2 separate regions of the Homo sapiens genome follow, and region 1 is linked to region 2. The links are chromatin contacts, found by Hi-C or POLR2A ChIA-PET in ENCODE. All regions are on one chromosome and are shown on one strand. Each heading gives the region's core, a stretch centred on a gene start or an enhancer-like site at or near the end of the contact. The rest is flanking DNA. Distances are from core to core; before and after follow the strand shown. Region 1 holds the start of TMEM72-AS1 (TMEM72 antisense RNA 1). Region 2 holds the start of CXCL12 (C-X-C motif chemokine ligand 12).

Region 1 (4,928 bases), core at 1,686-4,185, 570 kb after region 2:
TTGAAGAAATAGGGGCTAATTTTTCTCCATGGTAGGGAGTCTGGAGTAGGCAGTGCAGGGTTGGTGCAGAAGCTCCATGATGTTAAGAAGGATCCAGACACCTTTGATCTTTATGCTCTGCCAGCCTCAGCATGCGGACATGTTGCTTTATGATCTCAACATGGCTGCCAGTGCTCCAGACATTACACATCATGTCCTCATTTGAGACAGGCAGGCAGGAGAGACATCTGTTCTTTCTACCAGAAAAGCAAAAGTTATCTTCACCATCCCTCAGATCTCTCCTCCCCCAGGACACCTTCCCCCATCTCTGCGTCCAGAAGTAGGTCGTATGGCCACTTCTAGCTTCACTGAAAAAAAGCTATGAAAAGGATTGTCAAGACTTAGACAGCTGTTTTGTTTTTTTTAACTGTAACCCACAGTAAGAAGCACACATAACTGAAACATAAACAATGCAAACAAAAAGTTCCACAAAACACAACTTATATTTACTATTTGTGCTGTACACTGGTATTTTCCCTTGCATTTTTGAAGTACTAGTCACATCATCAACTAAATTAATTTCATGACCCACTATTGGGTTGTAAGTAGAGTATGAAAAATACAAGTGGGCATGAGCCATAACTAGGGGCTGGCATGTTGCTGCTACAGACAAGTGGGTATTTCTCTCTCCTTTCCTTCCCTCCCTCCCTCTCTCTTTCCTCTCTTCCCCATTCCCTCTTTCCTCCCTCCCTCCTTCCTTCCCTCCTTTCCTTCCTTCCTTCCCTCCTTTCCTTCTTTCCTTCCTTCCTTCCGTCCTTCCTTCCTTCCTCCCTCCCTCTTTCCCTTTCTTCCTTCCTTCCTTCCTTTTTGTCCTTTTCCTTCTTTCCTATCTTTCTTTTTTCCAAAGAAGGAAATGGACATTGGCTGGCAACCAACAGTATCTGTAGCCTCCACCATAAGTGAGCTGGAGACCACACCCAGTTCTACTGAACCCTGAAAGAAAAGGTGACCCCTCCTTCTGAGGGGTCTGACAATGGACCCTCCCCTTCTGAGGGGAGGACGCTGACAATGGACACCTGTGTCTGATGTAAAATGCAAGCACTCACAGCCATAAAAGAGAATAAAATCGTGTCCTTTGCAGCAGGATGGATGTGGCTGGATGCCATTATCCTAAGCGAACTAATGCAGAAATAGAAAAGCAAACACCACATGTTCTCGCTTACAAGCAAAAGAGCTAAATATCGGGTTCACCTAGACATAAAGATAAAAACAATAGACACTGGGGACTTCAAAAGTGGGAGGGAGACAGCGGGGCGAGGGGTGAAAAACTTCCTATTGGGTACTATGCTCACCATCTGGGTGACAGGATCAATCCCAAACCTCAGTACCACACAATGTACAATTGTAACAAACCCGCACGTGTATCCCCTAAATTTAAAATAAAAATGGAAATTTTAAAAAATGCAAGCAGTAACACCAACTGCCCAGGAGTGCTGGGGGAATTGCATGGGATCCCCAATGTAAAGCACTAGCATAGTGTCTGAGCCCACAATGGGTGCACAGGACACATGGGGTTGCTGTCCCAAACCCAGTCCTCACTCAGAGCCAGTCATGGCCCTGTGAACAGCATTAATTAGGTCAGAGAGAATGATTCACACTCGAGTTCTGGAGAGCCCAGGGAAACTGTTATGTCACCCTGGTGCTATGTTTACTTCTCCTATCAGGAGTGATTAAATTCTTAGGATCTCATGCTCAGAGGTTGACAGTTATATTGAATTTTACCCACTTTTAAAAAACCTTTGGAAGCACCCGATTATTTGTCTCAGCTTTGATGAGGGCTGTGGAAGAGCAAATGTGTCATGACAAGTCACCAACCACAGGGAGCCTCAGAGCTGTCAAAGGATGGGCCATTCTCCAAAAATTCAAGCAAACGCAGAAACGGGAGGGCCCCTGGACTGGGTATCTTCAGTCCTGTCACTTTTTGCAGGTGGGGGTTCCAACATAAGTCATACAGCAGCCATACAAGCATTAGCACAGCCCCTCTAAGTCGAAGTTCAGGGACCCATGAGACTCAAATCCCAGGCTGATTTTGGTGCATATGGCCACCTGCACTTTCTAGAAGATCCATATCAGATTCTAAAATGGCCATGAGACCCTAAAAATATTAGGAAACGCACACTGAATGAAACTAAAATGATTTATGTTAGGGGTGGGAGAGAACAGGTCCAGAGGTCAGAGCTGGGAATCGTGAGGTAAAGCAGAAATTGCAAATGTTTTCCATCAACCCCATCCCCCACCTTGACACCCCCACACCCCAGAAACACTGAACTGTTCCCAGTTCCCCAAATGGCTTGTGGTTTTCTGTCCTCTCTGCCTCCGTGCTGGCAAATATTCGTCCAGGAGGCAGTGACTGGGAGAGAAAGACTAACTTCTTATTCACCAGATCGGATTTCTTAAACAATAAGGAGTTCTAAGAGGCCATGCCAAGCAAACGGCCAGACTGTACAAAGGTGCCCCTTGAGCAATAAATAGCAAATGCTCTGGGCTTTACTGATAAGCCTCCCCAGACTCCAAGCCCCACCAGGCATGCAGACAAGTGCCTGCAGTGATTGCAGCGCCTGCGCAGCGGCCCTTGTTGGAAGTCCAGGAGTCCGCGCTACCCCGCAAAGTCCCTGGCCGCTGCCCGCACACCGAACCTCTCGGGGCTGAGTCGGGCTGCTTTCTCCTCGCGTCCCGGGGCGCCCTCGGGAACTCGGGAGCGCGCGGCGAGCTGAACAATGGCCTGGGGACACCTGGCAGGTCGCAGGCCCCAAATCTTCCCCGCCGCCCCTAGGCCACCGCCCTGCACCCGGAACCTACCGGCGTTCCCAGAGCGGGGCGGACGGGGCGGTGCCATTGGCCGGTGCGGAGTGAGGGGCGTGCTCGGGGCGGGACGGAGAGACCGGGGCGGCACCTTTGGCCGTGCCGGGCGAGAGGCGGGGAGCGGGGCGGGGCGAGGGGCGAGGGGCGGGGCGAGGGGCGGGCCTGGCCCCGAGCAGCTGAAGCCTGGGGTCAGCAGGCGCTGCGGGCGCAGCTCCGGTGCAAGCGAGGACACGACACATGCAGTGGCTTCTGGACTGCGCGATGACTGGACGGTGAGTGATGAACGAGCAGGAGAGTGCTTGGGCGTCCATGGAGCATCCCCTCCGACCCAGGACTGCCACCAGGCAGGGACGCTGAAGCCTGGGCACTTGTGCCCTTCGGCCGCAGCGCGCAGGGTCCCTCCCCCGCCAGCCTGGCGCATTGCGGGCCTCGGGCTCATTGCTGAGAGGGGGCACTGCGCCTGGCACCTCTGTTAAGCAATTTAGGGGCTACAACCTGAGCAAGACAGATGAGCCCGGCCACTGGCTACACCTTTTTTGTTCACCTTGTCCTTAACCAGTTTCCTAGAAGCACTGATCCTAGAGTTGGGGAGAGAGCCTAGAGGCCTCTGGCACAACTCTGATTTCACTGATGGAAATCGAACGCCAAGATAATAGCAGCAGGGGGGGTCTGTCTCACAATCGCTGTCTGTAGAGGGCTCGCCTTGCTCTGGGCCAAGTGCTTTAACACGATATGCCTCTTACTCCTCACAGCAAGTGAGAGTCCTACTTTCGTTATCCCCTTTTCAGATGTGAAAACTGAGGCTTAAAGAGTTATAAAATTGTCCACCTTTACCGGATGAGTTGGTGATGGAGCCAGGATTTGAACCCAGGGCTTGTTGTGCCCCTGAGTCTCTTGCTCTTCACCCTTAGTCTCCGAAGGTCAGCCTGCCTGCTGCCCTGCTCTTCTGGGCTCCTGACTCCGGTCCCATCCTGCACTTCCCACTTCCAAAACATGCCTCAGTGTTTTCATTAACCTGGCACGGCGGAGGGAGGGAGGCCTCCTCTCACACCAGAATCAGTGCCCAGGCCAGGGCCAGCACTTTCTTAAAACACAGTAAGGACAGCTTCAGGAGCCCCATTTCACATAGGAATTAAATAAGGTCGCACAGCAAATAAGGGCTGGGCTTCTGGAATTTGAACCCAAGCAGGTTAGACTCCAAAGCTATGCTTTGCACTCACAGAGGAGCCCCTCGCTGGCTTTGCTGTAGTTTAACTGCCCACAGTACTAAGGTGTCAATCAGGATTTGTTGCCAGAAACCATTTTTTTTTAAGTTAGAAGTGAATTGGTGAAGTAACAGGTAAATGTAGACCATCCTGCCTTCTGTTCCTCTGTGTGGTTCCTTAGCTACTTCTGCCAGGACAGCAGGTTAGGGGAGAAGACAGGAAGGGAGAGGGTCAGAGGAGAAAGAGGAAGGGAGGGAAGAGGAGAGATGAAACTCATTAAACTTAGGTTAAAAAAATGCTGGCCGGAAATTGTCATGGGCTGTTTCAGCACTTTGTCAGTGTATGTGAAGGCTGTTGTCATTAGTTCTAGCCATAATTCTCTCAGTGTGTAGTGCTGGTGATTTGACAACAAAAAGGTTGATGCTACAGATTAAAGTGTCTGTCTGAAACTCAGGAGATTGGGTTGTATTTCCACCATGAAGCTCCAGTGGGTAGCCTGGAGGTCGAGAACAGAATCAAGGTCCAGGGTCGCCCTGGGTCAGGACCAAGTGGACCATGACAGATAACAAAGAACATGAACGAAACTTGGGTGTGTGTCAGAGTTCAGATTCTGGACGTGCAAAGCCTCAAAGGGGAGACCTAACTAGGGGATCTGCCAGAAAGCCCTCTGCCCTGGGCCCCTGGGGTCTGGGGCCTGGTTTCAGGTGTCAGCTCAGACTCTCTCCTCATTCATGGCCACTCCTGCAGGCAGGCCTCACATTCCCATCTCTGGGGCTCCACAGTCTCTCCAGAGCCCCCAACTCCCAGTGTCAATAAGAATAGTAATGGGAGCCTCTTTTCATTATGGGTGAGCCCAACACAAGGCCCATCTTACAGGTCTCC
Region 2 (5,534 bases), core at 747-3,246:
CCAGCTGCCTGACGGAAGTCAGCCAATGGGGGAGGGGCAGGACCCCTGGCCAAGCTCTCTCTGTAGTGCAGCTTGAGGACTAAGTGTGGGGATAGGGGGCACATAGGCACTGTGAGGTGAGGGGAAAACAAAACAAAACAAAACATTCTGGCGATGTGTGTAAGGAGCAGATCTGCCTGGAGCCCAGGCTCCTGCCCTGGTTACTTGGCTGCCAATGGGGCAACTCTGAGGGCCATGTCACCCTTCCCAGGCCAGGAGGAGTCTGGGATGAACCCCACGTCTCTGTGCTTCCCCCAGGTCAGTTGCACCCATAACTCAAAGACCGAGGTTCCTCATTCCAATCCTCTCTCCAGCCCTCCGGGGAGGGGGCAGCACCATTTCCCAGAGCGGCGCACTGTGACACCTCCGCGCTCATCCCACCAATCAGTCAATAACTGCCCAAACCAGAGACCTTACAGGAACAGAAGAATATCCAGCAATAAAAACTAGAAACATGCCCCATGACTTGCGGGGGGGGGGGGGGGTCAGTGTGCAGACACAGCCTCAGGGACTTTTCATCAACGACGAACATTCCCAATTGCCTTCAGTCTGTGTCCTTAACACTTAGGCAGTCCGCCACGACCCCAGGCTGCCCAGCTTCTCCAGCCCGACTCAGCTGCGCTGGTCCTGCTCACACCAGCGCACAGTCCAAGCCAGCTAGGACGCCGGGGCCACGTCTGCACCAACCCAGCCAAGGGCTCGAGGCGCGCTGGGCCTGCACAGCCCGCGGCTGCAAGAGCACTCAGAGTGTCCTTCAACTCTTTGCAGGAAACTTCACAGCCAAGGAAGCTCAGCGGCCTGAGCCACAGGGTTTTGTTTTGTGTGTTCAGAGGCAACAGTTTATTTTGGTTTGCATCGGTGTCCTGTGACAGCGCAGCGAGTTTCTCTTCAGCGAAAGAAAAGAAAAAAGCCCTCTCCCAGTGAAACGGGACACCACGGTTCCCAGTGGCCCAGGGCCTTGGAGATTGAACTTTGCTGCAGCTCTCATTCTGGGGCAAAGCGCTTGGCCAGCTGGTGACAAAAGAGCCTGTCTGCAGGTGTGTTTGGGGAGCTGGGGAGGGGGCGTGTGAGGCTCGGAGGGTCCCTGGGCCTCTCTCAGGTGAACCCGAGAAGAGACAGGAAGACAGCGGCTGGACGCGCGCCCAGGTCCGCGTCGCTGCGGACCGCGGAGCTGTGCAGAAGCGCGGCCTGGCGGGTGGCACAAGCCCGACAGCTGCGCCGCGCAGCCCGCCCGCGCCTGGCCAAGAGCCCCGCGAGGGTGTGGGGAGAGGATCGGCTTCGCAGGGAGCGGAGGCTGCGCGGCTGCATCGGACCTCACAGCCTCAAGTCGCGGCATGAGGCGAACTTTGCAAAGCGCGCTCTCGCCATGCACCGCCCGACCTCCAGCACTGTGCGCAGCAGGACCTCGGAGCCCATTCGCCTGTGGAAACCGAGCCCGCAGCGGGAAGGCAGTGGGTGGAGGGTGGGCAGGCAGGGGTCTGGGGTCCGCGGCTCCCCACCCTCGCGCCTTCCCGCGCCAGTCCCGAACGCTCTCTTGGGGCGTTCCTGCCCAGTTGTCCCGGCTGACCTCGCTCTGCAGCCAGCTTGAGGTCAGGCGGTCGCTCTCTGCAGGTCACAAACCCTCGGCGCAAAAGTAGGGCTTTGAACGCGACACCGCACCAGAGCGCCCAGCTAAGCGAGCTGCCTCCACCCCCACTGTGTCGGGCGGCGCAAACTGCGGGCGCAGGCAGAGGAGCCGCGGCTCTGCGCCGGGCGGGAGCCGAAGCCCAGAGCCTCGCCAGGGCCTCCCCGCCGAGCGCACTTACCGTCGCTGAGGCAGAGCGCGGTCAGCACGAGGACCAGCACGACCACGACCTTGGCGTTCATGGCGCGGGCGGGCGGGCGGGCGGGCGGACGAGCGCGGGTCGGGGGCCGGACGCCGAGCGGGCAATGCGGCTGACGGAGAGTGAAAGTGCGGCGGTGGGAGGCGCGCGCCGGGCGCTTTAGAGGGGAGAGCCAGGCGGGGCGGGGCGGGGCGCGCGGTGAGGGGCGGGCCCGGAGCCGAGTGCTGGCCGTGGCCGGGGTCTCTGACGCGCGACTCCCTCGGCGGCACCCCCCACCCATCCCCTTCGCCCCTCCTCCGCTCCCTCTGTGCTCCCGAGGCGCAGTGCGCTCCGGCCTTTGACCTTCTCAGGCTCCGCTGGGCCCCGCACCGCTGGCCCGGTCTGCAGTGAGGTCCGCAGCCTGAGCGACGCCGGCTGGAGGGCCGCTTATTGTCCCTGTGACAGGGCCCCACTGGAGAGACTGAGGACCTTAGGCGTAAAGTGGGGCGCGCGTGGAAAGCTGCGGGACGGGGCCTTTCGATGGCGGGAACTGAATGAGAACCAATGAAAAGCAAACAAGTTAGTCCCGGGCGGAGGGCCTGCTGGCGGTGGCGGCCCAAGGCAGCCGAGGGGGTCCTGCTTTCTGTGCGTGGGGGCTCAAGCTCGCCACCTGCCCGGCTTGCGGCGCAGCCGCCGGCAGAGCTCGATCTGCGGGAATGAGACCCGTCTTTGCAGTCAGCGTGGCTCGGACTCCAAGCCCACGGCGCCACCAGCCGAGCCTCAGTTTCCTCGCCTGTACAAACAAAGCAGAAGGCGCCGGCGGCTCTCAGTAAAAGCGAATGTAGCCTTTGTACTTCCGACCTCTCAATGGTGAAATGAGCTAATCACAGGCCCACCCCGCGGAGTGGGACGGGAGATTCAATGAGACCCGCCCCACGCCGCGAAATTCTCTGCATCGTGTCTGACAAGCAGACAGTACTCAATAAATGGTAGCTGTAAGTAAGTCCTTTAAACCTAAGTACTTACTGCCTTACCCAAGAAAAGCTCCGTGCGACCCAAAGAGCTGAGAACTCCCCCACCCCGACCTCCGACTCCTAGGACAGTACTACTGGCGTCTGCCTTCTGGGTCCAGAAAACTCTTCCCACGGAGCCGTCCCTCGGCGGTGCTTAGCCCTCCGGATACCCCCGAGACATCCCAGATGGCCCCAGTCCGGTGGCGAAGGGAGGGTGCAGGTCGGCACCCAGGAGACGTGGGGGTGAGGAGAGCGCCCCTTTGGGCCTCGCTTTGTGACCGCAGGCTGCCCCAGCCACCTCTCTGTGTCCTTCCCAGCACAGCGTCCAGCGAAGTGGGGTCAGTCGCCGCGTCCATCCAGGGGCCTGCCCTGGGGACACGTCCCTGTCCCTGGGGAGTCCTGGCCGTCGGGGAGTGGGCGGTCAGCGGCTGCATTAGGCGGGAGCGGTCAACAGGAGGCTGCGAGGGCTCCGGAACTCCGCTGGTGGGAGTAGGTGTCTTCTGTGCATTTTTTTTCCAAAACCACTTTGGCCGTTAGATGGCTGTGGGCCGGCACTCCATCCATCCATCCATCCATCCATCCACCCACCCACCCACCCACCCACCCACCCTGGGCACTGGGCTTGGAGCCGGGAACCCCACTGACTTGGCCCTGCTCTTAAAGAACTGAAGGCAGTGAGGTCCAGTGAAGAAGGCAGCCGTCGGGCGTCCCCAGGCCTTTGCTGGGCTGGGCCGGGGAGCCTGGCCGCTCACCGGCCGCAGCGCTGGGGCTCCGGCGCCCTCTGGTGGCGGCGCCTCCCTCCCCGCTCCCAGAGCTCTGGCCAGCTCCATTCCTGCGCAGCTGATGAAACCCGGGAGGGCGAAGGGGTCCGCGGGAAATCTACACCCGGGTGGAGGGGCGCCCTGGAGCTCGGAGATCCGACCCTGCGGGAGCCGCGCGCAGCCTCGCTTGCCCTTAAATCTGGCCAAAGCAAACGCCATCGCCTCTCGCTTCTTCTTCTTCTTTTTTTCTTTGCCACAAAATCAGGTGGGCAGCTGGACCTAGGATCTGTCCCAGAAGCCTGAAAGGCCCGCGTGGGCTGAGTCGAGGGCGAACCAGGGATTCAGGCCTGGCCGCTGCCCCTCCCGCAGGCGCCCTGAGGCCCCAGAACAGAAGCTACTGTGGCACCCATGGGGCCATCCCTTCCGCTAGTCGTTCGTTAAATACTTACTGAGCACCCACTATGTGCTAGACCTGGGCTACATGTTTGAAGTAGTTTAGAAAAGGCACTAAACGTTTAGAAGCACATGGCGCTAAGCATAAGTAATTACGCATAAAATACTTAGAAGGCCATTAAATGCTAGGGGAAGATGGAGCAGAGGAAAGTGGGGTGGGAGTTAGGATTTTAAATAGGGTGGCCAAGGATCCATATTTTAGGTACAAGCCTCACAATTTTACAATTGGCGATTGAAATTTAAAACCCTGGCCGGGCACGGTGGCTCATGCCTGTAATCCCAGCACTTTGGAAGGCCGAGGCGGGCGGATCACGAGGTCAGGAGTTCGAGACCATCCTGGCTAACACGGTGAAACCCCGTCTCTACTAAAAATACAAAAAAATTAGCCGGCCGTGGTGGCGGGCGCCTGTAGTCCCAGCTACTCGGGAGGCTGAGGCAGGAAAATGGCGTGAACCCGGGAGGCGGAGCTTGCAGTGAGCCGAGATGGCGCCACTGCACTCCAGCCTGGGTGACAAAGCGAGACTCCGTCTCAAAAATAAATAAATAAACAAATATGTAAATAAATAAATAAATATGTAAATATGTAAATAAAATAAAATAAAACCCTGTACACTCTGGGGGCCTCCGCACCGCCTGCACAGGCAGGCGGCCATCAGACCAGGCCATTTTGACATGTCTCCAGCTCACTCGGCCACAGGGGTACCTCTCAAATTCGGGTCAGCGAAGTTCCCCACCCCTTTCCCTGTGTCCTTTGCTTATGCTTATGCTCAAAAGGCTCCACCTTTCTTTCTCTGCCTGGGGACTCTTACTCCCCATAGAGCCCCACCTTCTCCTGAAGTCTTCAGACTCTGTGCCGCTCTACCAGGTAATGCAGGGCACAGCGGCTCCTCAGGGATGCCTTGTTAAGCACAGTTCAAGGTGGGAGGCAGGGGTCTGGCTGCTGAGTTAAAGGCAGGGCATCTCCTGAGCTGGCATGTGTGCTATGGTCTCTAGACCCCTAGGCAGCATCTGCCTACCCCCCTCTGCCTGGCCTGGGCCGTTCACTCCTCCAGGGCCCAACGGCTGGGCCTGCAAGAGGGTTCCCAGTAGGGATTGAAGGTTTACACTAAATCCATGTTGTACAGTGTGTAATTGACAAGGTGACTTCAGGTGGTACTCTGAAATCTATAAAATATAGATTTATGTATTTATTTTTTTAAAGTAATAAGAAAAAATATAACTAGCACAGTAAAGGCAGATATTTCAGATATTGCTCAGGTTTTTTTTTTAATATATGGTTCAAGTTTTAAAAAGTAAGTCAATTGAAGCTAACATAGCAAGTGCTAGTCTAGGTGGCTGGAGACATAGCAAAAATTTTGACAGCAATACAAATAGATCTGAAATTTGAAAACCTTTTCTACATGAAGAATATTTTTTGTATTACTTGACACCCTCCCACCGCAATCCCCCTCTTGAAATAAGTATTT

What was found. A loop is a pair of places that touch in the nucleus more often than their neighbours do. ChIA-PET counts read pairs that join two places held with the same protein, here RNA polymerase II (POLR2A). Pooled maps may share reads with other maps.
Region 1: a map of prostate gland shows a loop between it and region 2 (2.8-fold over the local background). The contact joins the promoter of TMEM72-AS1 here to the promoter of CXCL12 in region 2. A Hi-C loop is called at or near these places in 1 of 168 maps with a recorded cell type or tissue (prostate gland) and 1 of 50 pooled maps. POLR2A ChIA-PET finds 5 or more read pairs at or near these places in 1 of 52 experiments (WTC11).

Annotation. Positions count from the first base shown.
Region 1 is chr10:44,956,754-44,961,681 of GRCh38, forward strand. TMEM72-AS1 (TMEM72 antisense RNA 1) reads right to left here and starts at 2,936. Exons shown (of 8, transcript NR_033842.1): 1 at 2,839-2,936. RASSF4 (Ras association domain family member 4) reads left to right here and starts at 3,049. Exons shown (of 11, transcript NM_032023.4): 1 at 3,049-3,113. RefSeq lists an enhancer at 2,728-3,022 and a silencer at 2,800-3,019.
Region 2 is chr10:44,383,101-44,388,634 of GRCh38, forward strand. It overlaps CXCL12 (C-X-C motif chemokine ligand 12), which reads right to left and starts at 1,997. Exons shown (of 3, transcript NM_199168.4): 1 at 1,845-1,997. The coding sequence starts at 1,905. RefSeq lists enhancers at 1-246, 247-940, 941-1,632 and a silencer at 3,526-3,735.